2 separate regions of the Homo sapiens genome follow, and region 1 is linked to region 2. A link is an interaction called in ENCODE POLR2A ChIA-PET data of the cell type or tissue named here. Cell type or tissue: GM12878. All regions are shown on one strand. Each heading gives the region's core, and the rest is flanking DNA. Links, peaks and the distances in the headings are about the cores only. Region 1 has its middle 22 kb from the start of SAXO4. Region 2 overlaps TMEM138 (transmembrane protein 138).

Evidence for each region. Peaks named below come from ENCODE experiments on the same cell type or tissue, not always from the same donor. Only the 100,000 strongest peaks of a DNase experiment are listed, where the experiment ranks them.
Region 1: POLR2A ChIA-PET joins it to region 2 with 20 read pairs; 5 of 35 experiments call an interaction of 5 or more read pairs at or near these places.

Annotation. Positions count from the first base shown.
Region 1 is chr11:61,457,733-61,460,642 of GRCh38, forward strand. No RefSeq gene overlaps it. Among named protein-coding and RNA genes, the nearest start is that of SAXO4, 22 kb to the right of the region's middle. RefSeq lists a silencer at 715-896. In GM12878, for the core only: no CTCF peak of the experiment used is centred there; no DNase peak of the experiment used is centred there.
Region 2 is chr11:61,368,697-61,371,606 of GRCh38, forward strand. TMEM138 (transmembrane protein 138) reads left to right here. Exons shown (of 5, transcript NM_016464.5): 5 at 1-813. The coding sequence ends at 13. Among named protein-coding and RNA genes, the nearest start is that of TMEM138, 7.8 kb to the left of the region's middle. RefSeq lists an enhancer at 1,076-1,335. In GM12878, for the core only: no CTCF peak of the experiment used is centred there; a DNase peak (open chromatin) is centred at 1,145; H3K27ac peaks cover 1,888 bases.

The DNA of each region.
Region 1 (2,910 bases), core at 228-2,727, 89 kb after region 2:
AAAAATACATTTACTATTCATTAAGTGGAAGTGGATCATCATAAAAGTCTTCATCTTTGTTGTCTTCACATTGAGTGGGCTGAGGAGGTGGAGGAAGAGGATGGGTTGGTTTTATTGTCTCAGGGGTGACAGAGGTGGAAGAAAATCTGTGTATAAGCCAGCCACAGTCGTTCACATCTGTAATCCCAGCACTTTGGGAGGCCGAGATGGGAGCTCAGGGCTGACAGAGGTGAAAGAAAATCTGTATATAGGGCCAGATGCAGTGGCTCACACCTGTAGTCCGAGCACTTTGGGAGGCTGAGGTGGGAGGATTGCTTGATTCCAGGAGTTCAAGATCAGCTTGGACAACATGGAGAGACCCTGTCTCTACAAAAAATATTTTTTAAAAAATTAGCTAGGCATGGCCGGCTGCCGTGGCTCACGGCTGTAATCCCAGCACTTTGGGAGGCTGAGGTGGGCGGATCACCTGAGGTCAGGAGTTTGAGACCATCCTGGCTAACATGGTGAAACCCTGTTTCTACTAAAAATACAACAAATTAGCCAGGCATGGTGGCATGCACCTGTAATCTTAGCTACTCGGGAGGCTGAGGCAGGAGAATTGCTTGAACTCAGGAGCCAGAGGTTGCAGTGAGCTGAGATCGCGCCATTGCACTCCAGCCTGGGCAATAAATAGAGCAGACTCTGTCTCAAAAAAAAAAAAAAAAAGGCCAGGCGCGTTGGCTCACGCCTGTAATCCCAGCACTTTGGGAGGCCGAGGCGGGCGGATCACGAGGTCAGGAGATCGAGACCATCCTGGCTAACACGGTGAAACCCCATCTTTACTAAAAAAAAAAAAAAAAAAATTAGCTGGGTGTGGTGGCGGGAGCCTGTAGTCCCAGCTACTCAGGAGGCTGAGGCAGGAGAATGGCGTGAACCTGGGAGGCGGAGCTTGCAGTGAGCCAAGATCATGCCACTGCACTGCAGCCTGGGTGTCAGAGTGAGACTCCGTCTCAAAAAAAAAAAAAAAAAAAAAAAAGAGCTAGGCATGGTGGCACACACCTGTGGTCCCAGCTACTTGGGAAGCTGAGGTGAGCAGATTGCTTGAGCCCCATGGGTTGAGCCTGCAGTGAGCAATAATCACACCCCTGCACCCCAGCCTGTGCAACAGAATGAGACCGTGTCTCTAAAAAAACAAAAGAAAAATTGGTATATAAGTGGACGCATGCAGTTCAAACTTACTGTTCAAGAGTCACATGTATTTCAATACGCTGGTCTGAACATGTCTTCCACTTCCTTAAAACCCTTCTATGGCTGCTCATTGCTGTTAAGAAAATGAAAATTCTTAACACGACCTACAGTGGCCCACTGCAACCTTGACTTCCCAGACTCAAGGGATCCTCCCACCTCAGCCTCCCAAGTAGGCTAATTTATTTATTTTTTTATTTGTAGAGATAGAGGTCTCACTATGTTGCCCAGGCTGGTCTTGAACTCCTGGGCTCAACCGATCCTCCTACCTTGGCCTCCCAAAATGCCAGGCTTATAGGCATGAGCTACCGCACCCGGCCTAACTTCTCCATTTTATTTATTTATTTGTTTGTTTATTTATTTATTTATTTACTTTTGAGATGGAGTCTGGCTCTGTCACCCAGGCTGGAGTGCAGTGGTGCAATCTCGGCTCACTGCAACCTCCGCCTCCCAGGCTCAAGCGATTCTCGTGCCTCAGCCTCCCAAGTAGCTAGGACTACAGATGCCACAACCACGCCCAGCTAATTTTTTGTATTTTAGTAGAGACAGGATTTCACCATGTTGCCTAGGGTGGTCTCACACTCCTGAGCTCAGGCGATCCACCTGCCTCGGCTTCCCAAAGTGCTGGGATTACAGATGTGAGCCACCACACCCGGCTTCCATTTTTTTTTTTTTTTTTTTTGAGATGGAGTCTTGCTCTGTCACCCAGGCTGGAGTGCAGTGGCACGATCTCGGCTCACTGCAAGCTCCGCCTCCCGGGTGCATGCCATTCTCCTGCCTCAGCCTCCCAAATAGCTGGGACTACAGTCGCCCGCCACCACGCCCAACTAATTTTTTGTATTTTTAGTAGAGATGGAGTTTCACCGTGTTAGCCAGGATGATCTCGATCTCCTGACCTCGTGATCCACCCACTTCGGCCTCCCAAAGTGCTGGGATTATGGGTGTGAACCACCGCGCCCAGCCCCGGCCTCCATTTTAAATCCATATGGTGGTTCTCCCATGGATGCTTATCTCCCCACGAGAATTTTAAGCCCCATGAAGACAAGGACTAGATCTTTCTTTTGTTCACTTTATATCCTGGTGCCTAGCATAGCCCTTGGCATATAGAGGGTGCTCCTAATTATTTAAGAAACGAGTATGGTTCATGCCTGTAATCCCAGCACTTCGGGAGGCCAAGGCGGGCAGATTGCTTCAGGCCAGGGGTTCGAGACCAGCCTGGCCAACATGGTGAAACCACGTCTCTACTAAAAATACAAAAAGCCGGGCATGGTGGTATATGCCTGTAGTCCCAGCTACTGGGGAGGCTGAGGCAGGAGAATGGCTTGAACCTGGGAGGCAGAGGTTGCAGTAAGTCAAGATTGCACCACTACACTCCAGCCTGGGCAGGCAACAGAGTGAGGCTCCATCTCAAAAAAAAAAAGTAAAAATAAAATCAATTGATGGATCCATCTGATTTCAGAACTCAGAGTAAACCTTTCTAACAGTGAGAGCTGTACGGGTGCAGGAGTCAGAGGCCTCCTGGGCCTCCCGCTGTGATGAGAGATTTTTTTTCCCCTCCCAAGTTCAGTGTGCCTGAAGGATTAGTGCCAGCTTTCCAGGTGGCTGGATGCCCTGTGGCTGGGGAGAAGAGTTTTAATGAATTAGATCTGTCTCTCTTGTGCAAAGTGGAGAGTTCTTGGTTCTCTG
Region 2 (2,910 bases), core at 198-2,697:
AGTTCGAAGGTGACCTCTTGTCACACTGATGGATACTTTTCCTTCCTGATAGAAGCCACATTTGCTGCTTTGCAGGGAGAGTTGGCCCTATGCATGGGCAAACAGCTGGACTTTCCAAGGAAGGTTCAGACTAGCTGTGTTCAGCATTCAAGAAGGAAGATCCTCCCTCTTGCACAATTAGAGTGTCCCCATCGGTCTCCAGTGCGGCATCCCTTCCTTGCCTTCTACCTCTGTTCCACCCCCTTTCCTTCCTTTCCTCTCTGTACCATTCATTCTCCCTGACCGGCCTTTCTTGCCGAGGGTTCTGTGGCTCTTACCCTTGTGAAGCTTTTCCTTTAGCCTGGGACAGAAGGACCTCCCAGCCCCCAAAGGATCTCCCAGTGACCAAAGGATGCGAAGAGTGATAGTTACGTGCTCCTGACTGATCACACCGCAGACATTTAGATTTTTATACCCAAGGCACTTTAAAAAAATGTTTTATAAATAGAGAATAAATTGAATTCTTGTTCCATAAATGGGGGAGTCTGTCTGTCTAGCTAGATCTCTTCATGTTAAGAGGCGTGCCAAGGTCCAGCTTAACATCTACTTGACCCAGAGGGAAGATGGAGCCACAGATGAAATACAGATCTTTGTTGAGATCCATTATGAGTACAAAGTATTTTAGCAGAAATTCAAGATGGAATCTGATGCTGCATCCCCCACTCCTGGAGCTCCAGATGTGTGTGCTCTGTTCAGACTCTCTTTCCTTATCAGAAGCCTTAACTGCCCTCAGAAGAATAAAAATATTCCCTTAGCCAGCTTTGGCAAAAGAAATTTTTAAAATTCTTATGTCCGTAGTATCAGTTTTCTATTGCCAGAATATTGTGTAACTCCACCACCAAAGTTCAGGGGCATACAGCAATCAACAGCTGCCTGGCTCTTTGTCTTGGGGTTCAGCTGATCAAGGCTGTGTGTGGGTGGTTTCATCTGGGCTCACTCTTGTGTCTGTCAGCTGCAGGTCAGCTAGGCAGCTGCGATGGCCTTGGGATCCACTGGCAGTTGGCTAGCCTTCATTGACCTCAGCTGGAGTGACTGTGGTTACTCAGCTCTAGTTTGCAGATTTACTTCCCACAGACTAGCCTGGATCTGCTCACACGCCAGTGGCAGAGCGGGAAAGTCCCAGTATGCAACCCCATTTCAAGCCTGTGCTTGTCTTGTGTCTCCTAGACTCCTGTTGATCAAGGCAAGTCACGCAACTAAGCCCAGAAACAAAGTGGCAAACGGTTACCAACCACAAGTTCTTAGACTCTCATTGCTATAGAAATTGACATGAGGCTAAAAGAATTTGCCGACAAGGCTTCATTGGAGCTTATGCCTGGGCATAAGAGACACAACACAAGTCAAAGAGAGAGTTCCCTGACTGACTCCAAACAAAGCCTGCAGGGATTTTTCTCTTAGGCAAAGCACTGGAATTGACCTCGGGTAGGGTAGGCAGGCTGGGCTGGACAAAGCACGTGAGGGTAGGGTGTGCAGGTCAGCATCTGGTTGTAAGGGTTATCTTGAATAATGGACCACCAGGTAGTCTAGCCAATGGCAGCAAATCTGTATTCTTTCCTGAGGAGGGACAGTCCACACACAATGTTGGTTTGATATTTTGGACCTCCTAAGGCCAGTTCCTGGAATTCTTTAAGTAAAAGGCCTGGTTAAACATTGTGAGAGCACAGAAGATGAATACAAAATGGCGATTTTCTTTGTATGACTAAAGCGTTGATGATAGTGGATACATCAGCAAGGTAGAGGGGTGGGTTTTGTGGTCAGTGGGGATGCATGAAAGGATGCTGTAGTGGGGGTGAGCTGAAGCCACACCCTGTCTCTACTCTGTCTCAAAAGCACTACAAATTTTCAAGGGCAAAGGCATGGATACAGAGAGAGTAAAGAATGGGGGCCATTAATTCACCCAGTCTCTCACACCAGAGAGCTGCTCTGTGAAACTTGTTCTTCAGAGATGCTTTGGCAGGGTCGCCAAGCTTTTTTTAAGAAGGGTCAGATAGTAAATATTCGAGGTCTTGAGGGTACAACCACTTAACCACGACACTGAAGCATGAAAGCTTCCATAGACTATAGGATACATAGGAAACGGGAAAGTGTGGGTGGTTTCAGCTGGGCTCGCTCATGTGTCAGCTGCAGGTCAGCTAGGCAGCTGTGATGGCCTTGGGATCCATTGGCAGTTGGCTAGCCTGCAGTGACCTCAGCTGGGGGCCCCCAAACATCTCAGGACCCCCAAACTCATTATGCCAAAGGGAAAGTTAAGCCTGGAGACTGAGTCACGCAACACCGCCCCCCTCTCCCAAATAAATGAATTTATTTTATTTTATTTTGAGATGGAGTCTAGCTCTGTCACCAGGCTGGTGTGCAGTGGTGCGATCTCAGCTCACTACAACTTCCGCCTCCTGGGTTCAAGTGATTCTCCTGCCTCAGCCTTCCCAGTAGCTGGGATTATAGGCACGTGCCGCCACGCCCAGCTAATTTTTGTATTTTTAGTAGAGATGGGACTTCACCATGTTGGCCAGGATGGTCTCGATCTCCTGACCTTGTGATCTGCCCCCCTCGGCCTCCCAAAGTGCTGGGATTACAGGACTGAGCCACCATTCCCAGCCCCAAATGAATTTCTGTTACTTCACAGCCTTTTGTCAAAGCATTATGCCTTAGGCCGACCCCACACCCCCAGGGAAAGGAAAAAAGCCTCAGGCATCCTTAGATGACTGCCCTCAGAAATTGTTCTGTGCTGGCTTTGAACCCTTTCAAGATGTCCTATAAAACAAGGACATGCCAATTCTTACTTCAGGTCTGCCTGCAATCTAAGTCTAGCTCCTAAAGTAAGAGTTTGTTAGATTTCACACTGATGATGCTTGTATTGATGAAAAAGAAAGC